2 separate regions of the Homo sapiens genome follow, and region 1 is linked to region 2. The links are chromatin loops, found by intact Hi-C in ENCODE. Cell type or tissue: OCI-LY7. All regions are shown on one strand. Each heading gives the region's core, and the rest is flanking DNA. Links, peaks and the distances in the headings are about the cores only.

Region 1 (10,828 bases), core at 972-8,971, 910 kb before region 2:
ACTACCTACCTAATAGGTTGTTATGAGCATTAGATGAGTTGGTGCCTTAAAAAGTACTTGTTAAAACATTAAGTGGCCTGGAATCAGTTTCAAATTAAATATCAATTCTAATAGAATAATATATTCTGGAAATAGAGCATTGAGGAAGATGGCAGAGAGAAAATTTTCCAAGAAATAATATCAAACACTTCCCCAAACTGAAAATTGAAAGGGCTCAGTGACCAAGTAATCAGAACAAAGGATAAAAAAAGCCCCACATGAAATTTTTGTATATCATAGATTAAAAAAAAGATTCTGAAAACTTTCCAGAAAAGAAAGACAGGAAACATATAAAGGACTAGAAATCAGAATACTGGATTTCTCAATGCAGTTCTGGATTCTAGAAGAAAGTAAAGTAGTGCTGTCAAAATTCAGAAGGAAATGTTATCTGCCTGCCGACAAGCAAAAAAAATAAATTTTTATACATGCAGGAAGTCAAGAAAATTCAACTTTTTACTTTCTCTTAGGACACTAATAGAGGATGAGGTCCAGGAAATGTGATCCAGCAGTAGAGAAGGGAAGTCCAAGGACTTCAGACTTGTAGGAGACTTGAGCAGTAACCAATATAGGTTGGAACCAAAAGTTGGAAGATCTGGGCCTGGCACGGTGGCTCACGCCTGTAATCCCAGCACTTTGGGAGGCCGAGGTGGGCAGATCACGAGGTCAGGAGATCGAGACAATCCTGGCTAATACGGTGAAACCCCGTCTCTACTAAAAATACAAAAAATTAGCCAGGCGTGGTGGTCAGCGCCTGTAGTCTCAGCTACTCGGGAGGCTGAGGCAGGAGAATGGCGTGAACCCGGGAGGTGGAGCTTGCAGTGAGCCGAGATGGCGCCAGTGCACTCCAGCCTGGGCGACAGAGCGAGACTCCATCTCAAAAAAAAAAAGATGGAAGATCCAAGGGAAAACGTAGAGTGAATAAATTATTTGATTATTTGTTGTATCCAAGAAATAGTAATGATAGGCGTTTAACAGATCTGTTGGAATTCTGGAAATATTAGTGGAATGTACTTAAAATTAAACAAATGAAGAAACAAGGCAATGGTTAACTTTAGTAAAAACATTGTTCAAGAAAAAGTAGACTCATAGTACACTTGATTCAGCAATGAATTACATGTATGTATATATGAATACTGGATATTGATTTAAGCAAAATGTTATATTTAACTCTATTTTGGGGATGGGAGTGGGATAGAATAATAAAAGAATGCTGCCTCATTTGCCCTAAGAGCAAGTCTACAAATAATATCTTGACTAATAATAGCAATATAAGCATATTATTTAGCAGTACACAAAGTAAATGTTATAAGAGATGGCTAAGAGTTTAAATTTGTTTTCTATAGAAACAGTATATGGGAGGGGGCTAGGAATTGCAGTTTTTGTTATAATCTCTAATAGCATGTCTTTTTTTAAACTGTCCACATATTAACATTATTTTGGATGATATAAAATAATTTTTTAAAAATCGTGCATAGATAATGTACAAGTGAAAGAGAAGCCAGTGATTTTAGCATACCTCTAAAGAAAAAAAAAAGCAAATTCTTACTGAACTGAATTCCTGAGTAGTTATTTCACTAAGTCTCTCAGATTGCTAGCCTGCTAAATGTAGAAATTCTTGCTGCCTAATGCCCTTCTCTCCAATGGCAGCTGCCTCTTGTTCTGCGAGGGGAATAGCAGTTGTTAACACACAGTAGAACAAAACGATTGTAGTCAGATGTTAACCACATATTTAGTATACTAATGCAGTAGAATGAAATGAAACAATAGACAAAAATAGCACAAATACTGACTTAACAGAAACACTGGATTGTTGTGTACATCCCTACTTCAGGGAGGTGAAGTGTGACTTAGGTAGCTTAAAAACAAACTCATTTTGTTGATGCTGAATGATATCAGAATTAAGTTGAGATTTTTCTAAGTGAAACTACATTGACAGATACAGGACAATTGTTAATGAGATGAGTTGTAAATGTTTGAAGAATCAGGTTTGTTTCAGTTTCCTGCATGGAAAGGTAATCAGATATTTGAATGTGATTGGTCACTTGGGTCTTTAGAGAAAGCGAATATTTGAATAAAGTTTATCTCTTAAAAATGTATCTGTTAAAAATGTTTAGACTTTGTTGTGTATATTTTCATTATGGTCATATTTAGAAGACTGATTTTGATTGGAAGGCTTTTACCTAGAGAATATTACCATATTCAATATGGAAAACCGTACTGAACAACGTAAAACATGAGATCTTTCAAACTAAGAAAGATCAAAGTGTTCATAATTGGAAATGTGGAAGTTTTTAGGGCATTCACATAACAGATTCCAACTTCACTCTGTAGTCTTAACTCCTTGTTCAGTGCGTAGGCCAACTGATTTTCTCATCTCCTCTGCCACCCTCCCCTTCTACCTCTTCCCAGCCCTAGTACTCCCATGTGAAATCCTCCTGTATCTTTAAGGTTCAGTCAGGTATGTTTTTTTCTTACAGTATTTTGTTTGATTCTCTGCTAGCTGGGAGCGCTCACCTCTGTTTAACTCCTATTGTGTTAAATTCTCTGTTTTATGGTTGTTTTTTAATATCCTTTATCTCATAGAACAGGAGTGGTATCTTTCTCTGGATTTTCTGTCTTCCAGGGTACCTTATGCAGGCTAAATGCTTACAGAGTTTTGGATTCAGTTTTTATGTAAATAGAGATTCAGGGCTCTATAAAACAGCCCTTTCTAAAAGTAAATTGTTTTAATAGGTTTACAGTCTTACATGAATCCTTTCTACCAACCCCTTAGTGTGGATGGGGCATTTGTTTAGTCATTCCTGACAAATGACTTTTGATTTTTGTTTTTCAGTCTTACCTCCAGTATTAGTGCCTCGTCATAATGAATTCAATCCACAACACAGCCTTCTGGTTCAGTTTAGGAACCTGAGCCACAATGAACCACACATGCCACAAAATGCCACGTTTCCAGATTCTTTCCACCAGCCCAACAACACTCCTTTTCCCTTATCTCCAAACAGCCCTTATCCCCCTTCTCCTGCTAGCAGCACATATCCCAACTCCCCAGCAAGTTCTGGACCAGGAAGTCCATTTCAGCTCCCAGGTAAGACTTTATTTTATTGATACCAAAAAAAAAAAAATTCCTAAGAATCACAGTTGTTCTTACTGTGGGCCCTCTGGGTGAACTGTTACATGCCAAGGTATAATAGCTGTTTCTGACTCTTTATTCTTTAGGTAATTGTTTGATTTCCAGAAGAGTTTAGATTTTATTTTGCCAATTACCGTATGTTTAAAAAATGGAAGTAGCCCTATTTGACTTAAATATTTTCTTCTATTTTATGACACTCAGTACCATTTATTGTCTTTTATATAACTGATACTGTGATGAAAGCTATGGCATTCAATTTAATCTTCAGAATGACTATGTGAGATAGATATTCCTGTTTTACAGATGGAAAAAGAAATTCTAAAGTAAATTTTAAACTTTTAAGTACCTTACCTAGGGTAGGGCTAAGAACTAGAGGTTCAGACCCAGGTTTGTCTAACTCTAAAGTCTGTGATCTTTCACCTTTACTGTGTGGCTTTTCAAATTATTTAAGACTTTAGAAGTTAAAATGAATCCTGGTTATCTTTAGTTAGATAACTGATGAACTGATTTCACTGGAGAAAGATAAGTAGATTTTGTAAAGTTCTAAATTTTGTTAATGGCATGTCATATATGGACATGTCAGTATGTCACTGTCAAGAAATATTTGAACACCTGCTGTTGTCAGGCAGAGTCATATATAAGTACAGTAAGTCCTCACTTGATGTCATTGATAACGTCTTGGAAACTGACTTTAACTGAAACAGCATATTACAAAGCCAGTTTTATCATAGGCTAGTTGATATAAACAAGAGTTAAGTTCTTGTGGTATATTTCTGGTCACAAAAATATCACTAAATTTATAAATAAAGACCCAAGACTCTTCTAATATTAAACATTGAAATAAATGTGAGCTGTGCATATCTTTAAGAAAGATCAATAAAAACAAGACTGTTATTTACTTAATTATTCTAATTCATGGTCATGGGTAGCCAGAGCACATTCCAGCAACTCAGGGCACAAGGTGGAAACCAATCCTGAATGGGACGTGATTAAATCACAGAGTGCACTCACACACACCCCGGCACTCACACTGGGACTGTTTAGACATGCATGCCAGTTCATCTGATGTGCACATCTTTGGGATGTGAGAGGAAACTCGGGTAACCAGAGAAAACTCAAACAAACATGGGGAGAATGTTCAGACTCACACAGACGTGGCCCTGGCTGGGAATGGATTTTTTTTCTCATCAGCATCATAACAAAATGATGCTGAACAAAACACCATTGAACAAAACATTATTCAAGGACCTACAGTATATTCTTTGTGATTTCTCTACTGCAGCAAAATATCAATTGGTATAGTTTTTTCTTTTGAAGAGAAATTAAGTGCCAGCTGTTTAACTTGCTATTAGGAATTTGCTCAAAAACAAATTTTCATAGTTTGTCTTAGATTCAGTGCTAATTGTAGTTCTGTCTCAAAATACATCCTGTACAAAACATTGGGATGAAAGACAAATTCGGTTCTTATTTATAATTACTGAGACAAAAAAGTATAGCTGTAGCTTTTGCAAAATTTTCAACTATGAGTGTTGAAACTCAAAGATTTTCTAGTTAACATTTAGTTTCCTAAGTGAATTACCTAACCATTTAATAGGACACAACAGCCATATTTGGATGTTGCACAAGCGTTAGACAATTGCTGTTAGTGTTGATGGCAAATTTTGAAGGGACATAGTTTTACTTTCCAGTTTTAAATGACAGTATACAGTATGTGCTGATCTTAATAATTTAAAAGTGTCTCTGTAGTAGATATATACCCAAATGAGGAAAATCTGTACTTCAGATTGATATGTAATAGCTGTAGTTTCTCTGAACACATAAAAATAAAGGCAAAATTCTTGACCTTGAATTCTGTTTCAGTGAATTTTAGGACTGATCCTTGTATCCTGGATTACCAGGGATCTGGGCTAAATAAATGTGGATTTGTAGTAGGTTTTCAATTGCCATTAGGTGTGCTGTCTGTTCTCCTTTTCCCTTGCCCTAGGATAGTATCCTACATTTTTTTGTGTGTGATGTTCAGTAATGAAGCTTGCTGGTAATCTTAAGAATTTTCTAAAGCTTTTAGAGTAATAATTTTGAGCAGAATGAAGATTTTAATTATTATTTTTTTTCCTCTTAGCTGATACGCCTCCTCCTGCCTATATGCCACCTGATGATCAGATGGGTCAAGATAATTCCCAGCCTATGGATACAAGCAATAATATGATTCCTCAGATTATGCCCAGTATATCCAGCAGGGGTAAGAGAAGTACTCACTTCATTTATTTTATAGTAGTAGTTGTTTTTAACTTATTGGCTACTTTTTTAAAAACAGCTTTATTGAGGTATAATTTATATGCTATAAAATTTTTTTGTTTTAAGTGTATGATTCAAAGATTTTGGTAAATACACCAAGTTTTGCACCACAGTCTAGGTTTAGAATATTTCCCTAACTCTTTAAAAAGGTTTCTCTGCGTATTTGCAGTCTATCCTCACTCCTATCCTCAGCTCCACATACCCTCTAATCTGTTTTCTGTACCTGTAGATTTTATCTTTTCTGAACATTTTATATAATTGGAATCATGTAATAATGTAGTCTTCTTTCACTTAGCATGTTTTTTCAAGGTTCATCCGTGTTGTAGCATGTATCAATAGTTTGTTCCTTTTTATTGCTTAACAGTACTCCTTTATATAAATATATCACATTTATTCACCAGTCAGTGGGCATTTGAATTGTTTCCGTATTTTGATTATTATAAACATTTGCAGCTGGGCTCAGTGGCTCACGCCTGTAATCGTAGCACTTTGGGAGGCCAAGGCGGGTGGATCCCTTGAGATCTGGAGTTCAAAACCCCAGCCTGGCCAATATGGTGAAACCCCGTCTCTACTAAAAATACAATAAAAATAAAAAATTACCTGGGTGTGGTGGCAGATGCCTGTAATCCCAGCTACTCTGGAGGCTGAGACAGGAGAATCACTTGAACCCAGGAGGCTGAGGTTGCAGTGAGCTGAGAGTGGAGTGCCACTGCACTCCAGTCTGAGCAACAGAGCGAGGCTCCATCTCAAAAAAACAAACAAAAATCGCATGTAAGTCTTTTTGTGGATATTGTTTTATTTCTCTTGGATAGATATCTAGGAGTGCAATTGCTGAATAACATGGTAAGTTTAACTACTTAAGAAAACTATAAAACTTCTCTGAAGCGGCAGTACCATTTTACATTCTCACCAGCAAAGTATGAGGGTTCTATTTTCTCTGCATCCTCCTAACACCTGTTATTGTCTGGCTTTTTAATTATAGCCATTCTAGTGGGTGTAAAGTGCTTATTGTGGTTTTAATTTGCATTTCTCTAATGAGCAATGATGAGCATTTTTTAAATGTACTTGTTGGCCATTTATATATCTTCTTTGATGTGTTTATTTTAAATCTTTTGCCCATTGGGTTGTCTTACTGAGTTGTAAGAATTTTTTGTATATTCTGGATATGAATCCTTTATCAGATATATGATTTGCAAATATTTTCTCTCAGTCTGTGGATTTCTTTTCATTTTCTTAATGACGTCTTTTTGAGGGTAATAGCTTTAAATTTTGATGAAATCCATTTTGTCAGTTTTTTCATTTCTAGATTATGCTTTTGGTGTTGAATTCAAGAAATTTTTGTCTATCCCAAGGTCATGAAAATATTATTTTATGTTTTATTTTAGAAGTTCTATAGTTTTAGCTCTTATATTAGGTCAGTGGTTCCTTTTGAGTTAAGTTTGTATGTGGTATATGGTAAATGTCTACATTAAGTTTTTTGCATATAGAAATCCAGTTGGCTTTGCCATTTGTTGAAAAGAGTATCATTTCTTTGTTGAATTAACATCTTTGTCAGAAATCAATTGACTGTAAATGCCAGGGTTTATTTCAGGACTCTGTTGGCTTACATATCTATACCTCATAGTCTTGATTGCTAAAGCTTTCCTATAAAGGTTTTTCCCCCTATTTTTTTGTTGTTTTGTTTTATTTTTAATTTTTAAATTATTTATTTATTTTAGAGACAGAGTCTTGCTCTGTCATGTCCAGACTGGAGTGCAGTGGCGTGATCATAGCTCACTGGAGCCTCAGACTCCTGGGCTGAAGTGCTCCTCCACCTTAGCATCCTGAGTAGCTGGGACTACAGGCATGCATCACCATGCTTGGCCAATTTTTTTGTTGTTGTTGAGATGGAGTCTTACAGTGTTGCCCAGGCTGGCCCTGTTTTTTTTTGTTTGTTTGTTTGTTTTTTTATGGCAAACTATATATAACATAAATTTTACCATCTTAACTATTTTTAAGTGTACAGTTCAGTGGCATTAAATCCATTTATAATGTTGTGTGACCATCACCACCATCCATTTCTATAGCTCTTTTCACCTTGTAGTATTGAAACTATACCTGTTAAATAAAAATTTCCTATTCTCCTTTTCCCCCAGCCCTTGGCAACCACCACTCTGCTTTCTAATCTCTATGATTTTGACCACTCTAAGTACTTCATATAAATGGAATCATACAATTTTTTTTTTTTTTTTTTTTTTTTTTTTTTTTTTTTTGTGACTGGCTTATTTTTCCTCAGGGCACATCCATATTGTAGCAATGTCAGAATTTCATTTCTTTTTAAGGTTGAGTAATATTCCGTTGTATGTATATACCAAATTTTGTTTATCTATTCATCCATTGATAGACACTTGGATTGCTTTCACTTTTTTGGCTATTGTGAATAATACTACTGTGGACATGGGCGTACACATATCTCTTCGAGATCCTGCTTTCATTTCTTTTGAGTATATACCAGAAGTACAATTACTGGATTACATGGTAATTATATTTATACTTTTTTGAGGAACAGCCATACTGTTTTCCACAGTGGATGTACCATTTTATATTCTCAGCAACAGTGCACACGGATTCCATATTCTTCACATCCTCACCAGCACTTGTTTTCTATTTTTTAGATATTGACCATTTTAATGGGTATGAAGAGATATCTCACTGTGGGTTGTTCTGTATTTTTTTTATCTTTTTTTTTTTTTGGATAATTGACAAATGAAAAATTGTATATCTTTATGGTGTCATTGTGGCTTTAATGCCACTTTGGTTTGAGACCTTAACCTCCTTAGTTTGTCCCAAGTTTAGAAATATGTACTGCTATTTTATACGTTTCTTAAAACAATGTGTTTTTATGTGTTTTCTATGTTTGTGATAATACTGAATGTGTGTTATATTGAGTGCTCTGTATTCCTAAGAGCAGTTAAATTTCCAGACCCCTAATAGTTTTGTTAATGTTTCTATAATGTCTAGAATTTATCAAGAAATCTCATTATATTAATTTGCCTATAATTTAAAATCTACCTTCATTTACCATAAAAATGGAACATGAATTTCTGGATTTGAATTCCTGTTTCTCTACTTATTTGCTTTGCAATGTAGGTAGTTTTTAAATCTCTAAGCCTGAGATTCCCCATTTACAAAATAGGGATGATATGCTGGAATTATTAATATGTTGATTAAATTAGACAATACATGTAATGATTTTAGCACACAACATTAGGCCGTACACAATAAATAGTATTATTTTTCTCCTTTTAAAAATATGGACTGTATTTACTCCACTTTATTCTCCTTTTGAAAATATGGACTGTATTTACTCCACTTAACCTCCTTTTCTTTTCTCCTGATTTTCCAGAGATCATAGTGCCATTTAATAGTGTTATATGTTAGATGTCCATTGGAATGTAATTTGTCTCAACCAAACAACTGAGCCCCTTTAGAGGAACTTGATACTCACATTTTCTCACCTTTGTAGATACCTTTTTCACTAGAATTTCTTCTCATTTCAGTCAGATTATGTGTATTTTCTCCTTTCTTTTTGCCAAAAAAGTGACAAAAAGAAAATCAAAGTTAAACGGCAGTGCCTGGAACCACCTGTTAGCAACAATACGTCTTCTGCCTTGAGCAGAGGCAGTGCTTTTCTGGTTCCTCTTTTCCTTTTAACCAAAATTGCCTTTTTAGTTTCGCCTAGCATTTTTTTTTTTCTATAACCTTCTGCTCGTTCTTAGCTCTAATCTTCCTGATGTTACTCTTATAACTTCATGCAACTCATTTGTACCTGTCTTTAGGAATGGGCCTCTACATGTATAAACTTTGTATAAACTTTAAAATCTGAGCTCTTAAGACTTCTTTGGGCTTACAGTGGTTTATTTTCCTCTCTTCCTTCTCATCTGCATTCTTTGCCATTGAATACTCAGAATTGATTTATTTTCCTCTCTTTCTTCTCATCTGAATTCTTTGCCATATAAAACTCAGAATTGAGTTTTAAAAGTTAAACTATTCTATTAAAAAAATAGTTGGCTGGGCGCAGTGGCTCACTCCTGTAATCCCAGCACTTTGGGAGGCCGAGGCAGGCAGATCATCTGAGGCTCAGGAGTTTGAGACCAGCCTGGCCAACATAGTGAAATCCCATCTCTACTAAAATACAAAAATTAGCCGGGCTTGCTGGTGGGTGCTTGTAATCCCACCTGCTCGGGAGGCTGAGGCTGGAGAATCACTTGAACCTGGGAGGTGGAGGTTGCAGTGAGCCGAGATCATGCTACTGTGCTCAATCATGGATGACAGAGCGAGATTCCATCTCAAAAAAAAAAAAAAAAAAGTTAACCAATTATTTTAAATTGCCTACATAGACCATGTGATTACTCTTACATTTTCCTTGGTGTTATTTTATTCCTGCCCCTTTTTTTTTGAGACGGAATCTCGCTCTGCCACCCGGGATTGAATACAGCGGCACAATTCGCTCACAGTTCTCCTGCCTCAGCCTCCGACTAGCTGGGATTATCATACGCATGTGCCACCACACCCGGCTAATTTTTGTATTTTTAATAGAGACGGAGTTTCACCATGTTGGCCAGGTTGGTCTTGAACTCCTGACCTCACATGATCTGCCCACCTTGGCCTCCCAAAGTGCTGGGATTACCGGTGTGAGCCACCGCACCCAGCCATATTCCTGCCTTTTTTGAAAGAGAATTGAGGGTCTGTGATTTCTTTGCTTGATTTCAGCTCCAGGAAGGGTGCTGGGATGTAGAGCTTCCATGTATCTCTTCTACCCTTTGTGTCTATTATGAGTTACTGACTTTTATATTAATGAGTTTGGCCAGTATTTTATATTGTGTATAAACCTTTTTCTGTAGGCAGTTCTGGCATGTAAAATTTAAACATATACCTCTATTTACCCAAAGATAATGTTCATTTAGTTGTTTTGTTTTTTTGTTTTTCTTTATAAATAGACTGCATTTTTTAGTTCAGTTTTTGGTTCACAGCAAAATTAAGTGGAAGGTACAGAAAGTTCTCACATACTCTCTTCTCCCACACAGGCACAGCCTCCTCCATTATCAGCATCTCTCACCAGAGTGGGACATTTGTTATAGTCAGTGAGCTTCCATTGACACATGATTATTATCCAGTGGGGTTCATTCTTGGTTTTGTACATTCTGTGGGTTTTTAACACATGTATCCACCCTTATGATATGATACAGAATCATTTTTTACCTCTTAAAAATTCTCTGTGCTCTGCCTGTTCACCTCTTCTTCCCCACAACCCCTTGCAACCACTGATCTTTTTACTGTCTCTATAGTTTTGCCTTTTGCAAAATGTCATAGTTAGAATCATAC
Region 2 (10,828 bases), core at 981-8,980:
TTTTATGTGTCCATTTGTTTCATAAAGTCAAAATTATTACCTTTGTTTATCATAAAGCCTTATCATGCTATTGCTGTTACTGCCCGATTGTATCTGTGATAGACTGTGAGACTCCCCCTCTCCAACCCATTCTCTTCTCTCTCTGAGAGAGGAATCCACACTTCTGCTCCAGGCCCCATGTCTTGCAGCAGCACCTCCCTGTAGGAGGGTCAACTTTCCCACCAGGTCTAGCCACATGCTCACTCCAACCAGTGGTGGTTAGTAGGAGGGATGCAAGCCAGGTTTGAGCAGACATGTCAAGAATCACTGGTTTCATCACCTCTGTTGCTCTTCTCTACCATGAAAATGATGTGCCAGATAAGGGCTGTTCCCTTCTGCCCAGGACCCAGAAGGCAGAGAACATGGAACAGAGCTGAAGTGTTCTGAACAGAGCCACAGCTAACGCACAATGTGAACACGGAAATAGGGTTTATCATAATAAGCCAATGATGTTTGGGGATTATTTGTTATTACAGCATAACTTAGCAAAAGCTGACCAACAGAATGACTTCCTTCCTGCTAGACCATGAAGGCCTTAACAGCAAGAAAAGGTTTTAGTTAGTGTTTTATCCCTGGCATGATATGACATACACAGAGCCCTGGCATAGAGTAGGTGTTCAATAAACAGCTGCTGAATGACAAAGGCAGAAAGAAGGGAGCCACAATTCACTTTGCTGCTCTGGACCTCTGTTCCAGTCCCTGGGTGCTTACCAATCTGCCTGCACAAGGAAGGAAGTGCTGGAGCTCAGTACTCACCACATTCATCCTAAACCATCCTTTACCCATGTCTACTCCCTGAGACGCCTCTTTGAGCTCCACATTGAGTACTCTGCCCCTCAGCCTGCCTGCTCACCCCAGCCTATCATTGGAGTATGAGCCTCTCTGGGTGGCCTTGCCATGACTGTGGGCCCTGTGGACTGTAATTCCTGGAATCCACTTTCTCGGCTGGCCTGCAGCATCCCCTCTCCTGTCCAGCCCTGGTGGCCATCTCTGCAGGCAGCTCAGTCTCCTCCCTAGCTACAGAAAGACACCACCAGAGAAAACAGTACTTATCTCTTATCTGTATCAGTGAAAATCCAAGTTCAAGGGCACAGATCTGTTTTTTTACCTTTCAGGACAATATGTGGCATTTCATATATGTAGCTCAAAAGGCCAATTTCTTTTTTTTTTTTTTTTTTAAAGAGACAGGGTCTCACTCTGTCACCCTGGCTAGAGTGCAGTGGCATAATCATAGCTCACTGCAGTCTTGAACTCCTGAGCTCAAGCAATTCTCCTGCCTCAGCCTCATGAGTAGCTGGGACTACAGACATGTTTTGTAGAGATAGGGTCTCACTACATTGCCCAGGCTGGTCTCAAACTCCTGGGCTCAAGCCATCCTCCCACCCCAGCCTCCCGAAATGCTAGAATTACAGGCAAGAGCCATCATATCCAGCCATAATTCCATTTTTTATAAAGCTTAAAACAGGCTATTTAGAGATACAGATACATGTGGTAAAAGCTCCTTTAAAAACTGGCAGGGGAGGGGACCATGACAAATACCAGGAAGATAGGGGTCACCTCCCCAGGGAAGGCAGCAGGACTGGTCAGACAGGAGCCCAAGGGAAGCGTCACAAACATTGATGATGTTTTATTTTATAAAGTAAGCATTAGATTCTGAGGCTTTTGTTCTGTTACTAAGCTTGACAACTTCTATAAATAATATATACATTTTTATGTATCAAAGACTTTATGATAAAATATAAAACAATGTTTATAGGCTCCTATGGAGGTGACAACGAAGCTAGAACCACACCTCCCAGAAAACTCCATGAGCAAGTGCGGGTAGAGCCCTCCAGGAAGGGTTGAGAGTGTGAAGCTCTGCTCCTGAGCCCACGGCCTCCCACAGATGTTCTCTTCCCACAACACTTCTCTAATTCTCACCCTTGAAGTTACCCTCCCAATCACTTTCCCTCATCCTCCCTCCTCCCTTCTCCCAGGTTCTTTCTAGGGAAGAACAGATACAGAAGCCAAAACCTGATCACCATTCCAGCTTTACACTAAGGACTCTATGTAAAGACTATAAATCTCTGTTGTTGAAGCACCCAGTTAGTGGCGCTTTGTTACAGTAGCACTAACAAATTAATATTCTTTCCATCCAGATTTTTTAAAAAGAGAGAGACTCTAAGGAATGAAGACACTTTGTCTTAGGTTTATAAAGCACAGATCTTTGTGCCAAGATGGCTCAGCTCTGCTGGAAAGAAACAAAACAAAAACTATGAAACAGCAGCCTCAGGATATGAGCAGTTGGACCTAAAGAACTTGGCCAAGTTGTATCAGTTGTGACGCATGCCCAGAAAAGAGGAAATATTAAAAATTCAAACCTTTATATTGATTTTATGATGAAGCAGTCAAATAAATAATTAACTCTAACTCTCTAAAGGAGGAGAGTTGAGAAACTAGGAAATAAGTTAAGGACTTTTAAACATTATACTAGAACCCATACTCATACACAACATATTATTATAAATACAAACCCCTGGGGATTCTAGACCCTCGACCTGCTAAAACAGAGATGCCTGCCTGCCCTTATCACTGCAGACAGAAAAAGAAGCAAGAGCCAATGACGACATGAACAGGCAGATACACTCAAAATGTTGACCTACTTAAAAATAAATGTGCTAGCAGATTTCCCAACCAATCTTTCCTTCCATTTTGCATAACACTCTAATACATTGGTTGGAATGAGTGAATATTTTCCGTAAATGGTCAGTAAATCTTTCTCTTTTATGATTTGTAAAGCACAGCTAACAACCTCTTTCTGGTTCATTGCTCACACAGGTCTCAACCGAGTACATTTCTCTACCACACCACACTCTGCTTTGCCTCTCATGCTTTGGGTATTATTTTTAACATTTTATTCAAATTGCTTTCTCCACTGTATTTCATCAACCTATCATCCATTTTTTAAGCCAGACTGTTGACAGTTCACAGTTGACAATTTTGTTCACAGTTGATGAATTCTGATTTGTTTTTATTCACCCAAAATCATGTCACAGTAGGTGGAGGGGAGCAATCCTGAGGCTTTGCCGGCTTTAATAATTGGGCAGGAAGTGAGCGGCTGCTGACTGCACCAGTCAGATGCCAACATGCTGTTCCTGGCTGACGGGAGAATAACCACCCATTTCTGCACAGAGCTTGAGTGGCTCAGTGTTCATCTGGAAGAAGCTATGCACAGAAACAAGGGAAGGTCTTTGGTCTCATTTAGAACCTTATTGAACATCCATAAATACATGTGTTCCTTTCTGCATTTAACACATATTCACTGAGCATCTACTATGGGCCAGACCCTGGTCTAGGTGTAGAACCAATGGGACAAAGGCCTGTTTCCATGAAGTTCACATGGCAGGCATTGATGGGAGTCAGGGAATTAAGCAAGAGAGAGAAAGAGACAGAGAATAAAGGAGAGGGAATGATGTATGGTGTGATCAGTAAATCTTCTGGAAAGATGACATCTGAGCAGAGAACAGAATAAAGTGAGTCATGCAGCTCTCTGGGGAAGGAGGGTCAAGGAAAAAGGAAGCACAAAGGCCCAGGGTAGAAGATTTTGACTACACTTGAGAAACAGTGAGGAAGCTAGAGAGGGATGAGGAGAGCGGGAAGGACCATCTTAGTGGAACCGATGGTTGGCCTGTGTGTGACCCACGGCACAGTCTTTTATTCTCCCTCTCTCCCTCTGTGTGGTACACACACATTTCTATGAGTTAAGGCTTCCAAATAAGTCAGAGCCTTAAACTTCTTGAAGACCAAGCTGTTAAAAATGTAAAAGAGGAAAATGCTTTTTTTTTTTACAAGAGAATAGCAGCTACAAAATTTAAAAGAAAGGCTAGAGTTAGAAAGTCACCATTTTGAAACTCCTCATGTAATTAATTGAGTCAGAAAAGGACCATTTAATATTTGCTAAAAATTTTGGGTGAAAGTTATTAGAGAATGAAACATTCACACAGTCTTAAAATGTCTCCTTATAGTGTTATTATTACACAAAGAAGAAAATGCACACTTTCAATAAAACAAACGGCAGTCACCCCTTAACAAAGGGACCAAGGGTCCAAGCTAATACCACTGGCGGCGGGACAGGCTGGCATGTGCCTCCTAATATGCAACAAAAGAAAATACACAGTAGCACCTGTGAGGCACTGTATTAAAAAGGTTGAACCCGACTCTATGCATTAGGAAACAGACAAATCCAAAATTGAGGACATTTTATAACAGTCTGAACTCTAAAAGCAAACCAAACAAACCTGGGGCAGGTGGATTATCATACTAGAGTAATCATTTCTAATTAAAATAAATTAAAAATCGGAAACAAATGAAATGAGTGAAAGTTAACAGAACCTTGACTAATAATTATTATACAAAACACATTATTATACAAACATTTGGGGAAGAATTTCTGTGATGTTAATGTGAACTATATGCTAGGTGATATTATGGAATGTTCTTACAGGCATAATACCTACTAAGGTTAAGGTGGTTATATAAGAGAACACCCCTTTTCTTAGGGGTGAGGTGTCACAATGCTGCAAATTACTTCTAACTAGTTCAGGGGAAAGTACGTATGTATATACAGAAAGCAAGAGTACACAAATGTGCCAAAATACTAACGACTGCCAAATCTTTTTGTTTTGTTTGTGTTTTGAGACTGAGTTTCGCTCTTATTGCCCAGGCTGGAGTGCAGTGACATGATTTCAGCTCACTGCAACCTCCGCCTCCCAGGTTCAAGCAATTCTCCTGCCTCAGCCTCCCTAGTAGCTGGGATTACAGGCACCTGCCACCATGCCCTGCTAATTTTTGTATTTTGTTGTTGTTGTTGTTGTTGTTGTTGTTGAGATGGAGTCTCGCTCTGTCACCCAGGCTGGAGTGCAGTGGCGCAAACTCGGCTCACTGCAAGCTCCACCTCCCAGGTTCAGGCCATTCTCCTTTCTCAGCCTCCCGAGTAGCTGGGACTACAGGCACCCGCCACCACGCCCGACTAATTTTTGTATTTTTAGTAGAGACGGGGTTTCACCGTGTTAGCCAGGATGGTCTCGATCTCCTGACCTCGTGATCAGCCCACCTCGGCCTCCCAAAGTGCTGGGATTACAGGCGTGAGTCACCGCGCCCGACCTAATTTTTGTATTTTTAGTACAGACCGGGTTTCACCATGTTGGCCAGGCTGTTTTCGAACTCCTGACCTCAATAGATCTGCCCGCCTCATCCTCCCAAAGTGCTGGGATTACAGGTGTGAGCCACTGCAACAACTGTCAAATCTTAATGACGGGTATACAGCATTCATTGCATTATTCTTTAAATGCTCTGTACATTGAATAATTATTAAACTAATAGCCAGGGGAAGAAAATTTAACTTGCTTTGCCCAGTGGTGCTAGGAGAACTCTTCCCAGAAACCACTCCTCTTTTCCCTCCCTAAGCTCCTCCCTCCCCAGTGGCTTGCCACTCTCAGGTGTTGCAGTTACTGTCCCTCCTGCAGCTCCCGCTAGAGGGCGGCTCTCGGGGCAGGGACTGGATCCTATTTCCTGCTGTATCCAGGCTGGCTTACACCTGGTAAAGAGCTGACCTTCAGTAAGGATTTGTTAAAGGGCCAAGTGATCCAGGTTTTCCAGAAGCACAAAATTCTCTTGATTGATATCAGCAATTAGCTTTGCTCATTTTCTTACCTTGTTTATCTTGTCAGTGATTTAGCACACCCTTTTCTAGTGAGTGAGGAGGTAAGTTTCAGTCCAGTTCATGTACAGATTGTCACAGGCTTGGTTTTAGAGGCAAGGCTGAATAGTTTCTCTAAACTGTGTGACGAAACCAGTGGAGAGTCTTGCTGTCCTCCAGGCAATGCAACCAAGAGTGGCCGGCACCGTGGAGAGGAGTGCAGCCCTGACCTGCACGTGCAGGCCCACCCCCAGCAGGCTCCTGGCCCCTGCTTTAAGCTCCCAAACTGCACACAAGGGGAACTGCCTTGGCTCACCTCCACTGTTCTCACTTCTGGACATTTTCCCTGTTATCTCCTCTGCCTGGGATTTTGTTAGGACTGGACACTATTTTGACATTTTAAATTTCTGTGGGATTTTTTACTTAACTGGGATTTCGGAGAATAGTGCAGATGAGGAAGGACTTGAAGTTCCTGGGCCTGTCATCCTCTCTAGGAGATGGCTGGCCCCATGGAGGGAGGACAACCTGCTGTACATCAGAGAGGTGGGACCATGCACAGCCTCACCATGCAAGGCCTGGATGCAGCAGAGAGCCCAGACCCGAAGGGCTCTCAGTGAAGGCCCACAGTTGGGCCAGCTGCAGCCCTCCCCTCTTCCGAACGGGGCTCCAGTGCCTTTCCTCCAGGAAAGCTTTTCTGAGGCTCCTGCCTCTGTGCCCCAGGACAATTCTCTCATTGCACTCACCACTGGACAGTGCTTATCTGTTTACATATCTACTTCTTGAAGGAAATAGTATCTTTGACTAGAGCCTAGCATATCACAAGTACAGGTGCTCCTGAACTTACTATGGGGTTACATTTCAATAAACCCATCTTAAGGTAAAAATAATCAGAGATTGAAAGTGCATTTAATATGTCTAACCAACAAACATCATAGCTTAGCCTAGCCTACCTTCAGTGTACTCAGAACACTCACATTAGTCTACAGTGGGGCAAAATTATCTAAGATAAAGCCTATTTAATAATAAAAAGTAGGATATCTCATGTAATTTATTGAATACTGGACTGAAAGTAAAAAAAAAAAAAAAAAAAAAGAATGGTTGACGGGTAGCCAAAGTACAGTTTCTAGTAAATTCATATCTCCTTTGCACCATCTTAAAGTCATACCATTTTCAGTTGAACCATTGTAAGTCAGGGACCATCTGTGTCTTATACATTTTTTGTTTATTTATGGGATATATCTTATGTAACCCTATGTGAGAGCAGGTGTTAATACATTCATTCTATAGATTAAGAGCAGGTGTTAATACATTCATTCTATAGATGAAGAAACTGAAACTAGAGAAAGCAAATAACTGCCTCGGGGACACAAGGTGAGTAAGTAGCAGATTTAAAATTTTTTTTTTTGAGACAGAGTCTCGCTCTGTTGCCCAGGCTGGAGTGCAGTGGCATGATCTCAGCTCACTGCAAGCTCCGCCTCCTGGGTTCATGCCATTCTCCTGCCTCACCCTCCTAAGTAGCTGGGACTACAGGCGCCCACCACCACGCCTGGCTAATTTTTTTGTATTTTTAGTAGAGACGGGGTTTCACCGTGTTAGCCAGGATGGTCTCGATCTCCTGACCTCGTGATCCACCCGCCTCGTCCTCCCAAAGTGCTGGGATTACAGGCGTGAGCCACCGCGCCCGGCCCCCGCAGATTTAATTTTTAATTCAACCCCTTCACTTCTCCCTAGTCCAGTGCTATGTGTAATGACTCACAGACTTCTACAACAGTGAGGGGTTTGGCAAAGCCTTTACAGGAATCCTAGGAGGACAGAGAGGAGACAGAAATTATGCCAGAGCTCGGGAAAGGGAGAGAGAACAGGAGGTGCCCTGCTGGCGGCTGTGTGGTGCTGACCGGCAGGGAAGAAATGGAGTCAGCCAAATACAACCCTTGCTTGTCAACTGTGACTTGTCACTAGTGATAGTGATGTTAGTCAAAGCCACTTTAACATGTTGCAATTAGCTAAGCCAACTTACAGAAGTGAAGCTGATCAGCTCACAGACCTGAATCAGGTGATGTGGCCACCTTCTGTGTTCCAGAAGCTGACAGCAGCCAGACTTAGCCTCTCCTGGAGGCATAAAGGCCTGCAGCTATTCCTAGCTAACAGATTAACTGTGAAGTGTGATCATCAGAGCTCTCCCAAGCAGTCCAGAGCGGCCCAGCCAGGGCCTCAGAAGACAGTTCTGTTCATAGGATCTGGTCTCCGAACTTGACTCCCACCTGATGCAAGCTCCTAGAGAGAGCTGTCCATGCTCATACACCCTAGGGCCACATATAAGCTGTACCTTGAAAGTGGACAGGAAGAGGTTGCTGAAATAAATTCATCATCTTCCCAGAAACTCTAGGAAGTTGGAGACTATCACTTTCATTTTACAGATGAGAAGGAAAAGGGTAAGAAAGGAAAGAACACAAATAAGAATGAAAGAAGGAGAGAGCAAGAAAAGAAAGCTGTAGAGGAGGCATGGCAGAGGAGAGGAGGGAAGAAAAGAGAGAAGAAATACAAGGAGGAGAACAGAGGAGATGCTTCAAGTATAGAAAAAAGCACAAAACATCCCAGAGAGACTTGGGAGATGCAAGAGGCAATGTGGGAGCAGAGACCTCGTTCACATGTCTCTCGCCCAGCCTGGATATGTGGGCTCAGGCAGCGCTAGGAGAAAGGAAGAGGATGTTCTGAGGTGCTGGCACCTGCTTAAAATTAAAATGTCTCTGCAGCTATAAATGCCCTCGAGATGCCTGTCTCTCCAGCTGTCCTGGTTTCCTTGCAGGGGACCCAGCCCACACTAAGCCTCCTCTCCATGCTGCCTGTTCCCCACTGGCTCGGGCAGTTTACTCCACAGACAGAATTCACCGGAGGTGGAGGGCAAGTTGAGGTGGCACCTGATTCTATCATGACTCACACCTCTCCAGCTGTGATGGTGGGTAGGGAGAAACTCTCTGCCCAGGATCTGTCTGCATCTCTCATTACAAACCTAGTAGGGAATCTGACACCCAGGGCGCCACTGCTTACTGGGGTTAAAGGCAGGTCAATTTACATAACCTGTCCAAGTCTTCATTTCCTCCTCACTAAAGATAATCCCTACTTCCTGCAGCCATCCTGGAAGTAGAAAGGATAACTAATGATCTCTAGATCTCTAGTGCCTGGCAGCATTCCTGGCACATGGTAGACAATTAATCTTTGCTCCTTCCTCCATACCCCAAAGCCCACATTCATTCTCTTCTTCCTCCAATAGCTTCTCCATGCCGGACTGATCTCTGTAAAATGCAAATGTGTTTGTGACACCCTACCCCAGCTTACAACCATTCCTTGTATCCTGCTATCCTCAGACAAAAAGTAAAGACTTTTAGCCCAGCAGAAAAGGTCCCCAGAGATCTGTACCCCACATATCTCTCCACTCACATCTCTTATGTCTCTCCAAACACATGCTTACTGTGACCCAGCTTGCAGACCACGCTTACTCCCCCTCGGTCTCCTCGGCCATGTCCCTTGAGGCTTCCTCTTGGATGCTTTGCTTTGTCTACAGCTCCCCCAGGAGCCTGCAGTAGGCATCCCTAGGTACTTCTAGCACCTGCCCACCTCTAACACTCTGTCTCTTGCCCTGTACTTCAATGACAGCTTTCTTGCCTGTCTCTCTTATGAGTTCCATGAGGACTAGGTTTTAATTCACTTGGTTAGCCCCAGTGCCTGGAAAAGAATCTAAAAAAGAGTATGTACTAAATAAATGTTGGACAGCTATATAGATGCATGGGCAGGAGGATGGAGGGACAGCCCCACCCATCTAACCACCTGCTGAACAATCGACACAGCTCTGTTGTCATCTCCAATGCACTTGGCCAAATGAAGTCATCTCTATCCATCTCCAGGCTTTGATACTCCTTAGGTCCATGAATGGTATCTGGACTGTCACAGTCCAACAGATGGAAAGCTTTGACTGTCTCTCCTACCATCCCATCTGATTCCCCCCCCCCCCGACTTAGTGAAATGTCGTACCAAAGATCCCAAACTAACATTTTGCTCTCAAGCCCTGATCAAAACTCAAGTCCTCCCTTTTGATGCTGGTCACCATCTGGTACTGATGCTGCTTCTTCAACAACACTGCTCTGACTCTTCAACAACATGCAACAATTCCTTAATAGCTGTCTTCTTCCTCCTCCCCGTCCCTGCTTCACTCTGATGTTGCCTCATCTGAATACCTCTTTCTTTTCCCATCCCAAACCTTCCCCACCCAGGCGTGTCCTCCTCTGGACATGACCCTGACCACTCCTACTCCTGCAGACCCCCCTTAGCTCCAGTGACATTTCCAGCCCACCCCACTCAACAACACACCGTCCCATGCCTGCTCTTCTGGTTTCCTCTTACCCTCTAATATTTTATAATTTAGCTGCTAGACTTCAGGATATTTGTGTCATATGTCTATGTATTCTTCATAATACAGATACGAGCACTAAGTATATTTCTATTCTTCACAGTGCTGGTAGAAATGGCTTCTAATTCTTCATAATGTATACAAGGTTTAATATAACTAATCATGAACCTGGCATTGTGCTAAAAGTTTTACCTATATTTTCTCCTTTAATTTTCACCCCAGCCCCTATATGATAAAAATGATAACAACATACATCTTACACATGAAGAAATGGAGGCTCACAGATGTCGTTTGGCCAATGAAAGCCAGCTCTAACCTTGCGAAGCCTGAGTCCAAATCCAGGCTATCTGATTCTAAAGTCTGTGCTCTTAAGAGGTTAATTATGTGGTCTCAAGTCAAAATGTTTTCTGATGTTTGCTCAGGTCACATGTTTTCACAGTGTTCAGGGCTGTGCTGACAATGGTCTTCTCTGTCAGTTCATGGTACCTGCAGGAACCATTATCTTCCAAACAAAGCCAAGTCACACAAATGGTAAGGAATTCTCTGAGAACTGTACCAAGGTAGTGCACACTCAGAGTTACAGTGTCCCTCCCGGATGTCTCTATAGAACCCCTGCCATGATCTCACTGAAACAAGGGCTCCACCAGGGGTGGAGATCTTGGTCTTTTCATTCCCAGATGTATCCCAGGCACACAGAACACAGCCAG

The links. Hi-C counts contacts between places; a loop is a spot of excess contacts. Peaks named below come from ENCODE experiments on the same cell type or tissue, not always from the same donor. Only the 100,000 strongest peaks of a DNase experiment are listed, where the experiment ranks them.
Region 1: it touches region 2 in a loop (4-fold over the local background); 1 of 110 quality-filtered maps calls a loop at or near these places.

What each region holds. Positions count from the first base shown.
Region 1 is chr5:136,157,984-136,168,811 of GRCh38, forward strand. It overlaps SMAD5 (SMAD family member 5), which reads left to right. Exons shown (of 8, transcript NM_005903.7): 4 at 2,873-3,124; 5 at 5,289-5,408. Among named protein-coding and RNA genes, the nearest start is that of SMAD5-AS1, 29 kb to the left of the region's middle. In OCI-LY7, for the core only: a CTCF peak has its summit at 5,446 (motif pointing right); DNase peaks (open chromatin) are centred at 1,728, 3,788, 5,938, 6,438 and 1 weaker place; H3K4me3 peaks cover 7,894 bases; H3K27ac peaks cover 8,000 bases.
Region 2 is chr5:137,069,821-137,080,648 of GRCh38, forward strand. The region is part of intron 5 of SPOCK1 (SPARC (osteonectin), cwcv and kazal like domains proteoglycan 1); the gene reads right to left. Among named protein-coding and RNA genes, the nearest start is that of CTB-1I21.1, 340 kb to the left of the region's middle. In OCI-LY7, for the core only: CTCF peaks have their summits at 5,564 (motif pointing right) and 5,772; DNase peaks (open chromatin) are centred at 2,641, 3,011, 5,541, 7,011 and 2 weaker places; H3K4me3 peaks cover 3,738 bases; H3K27ac peaks cover 7,954 bases.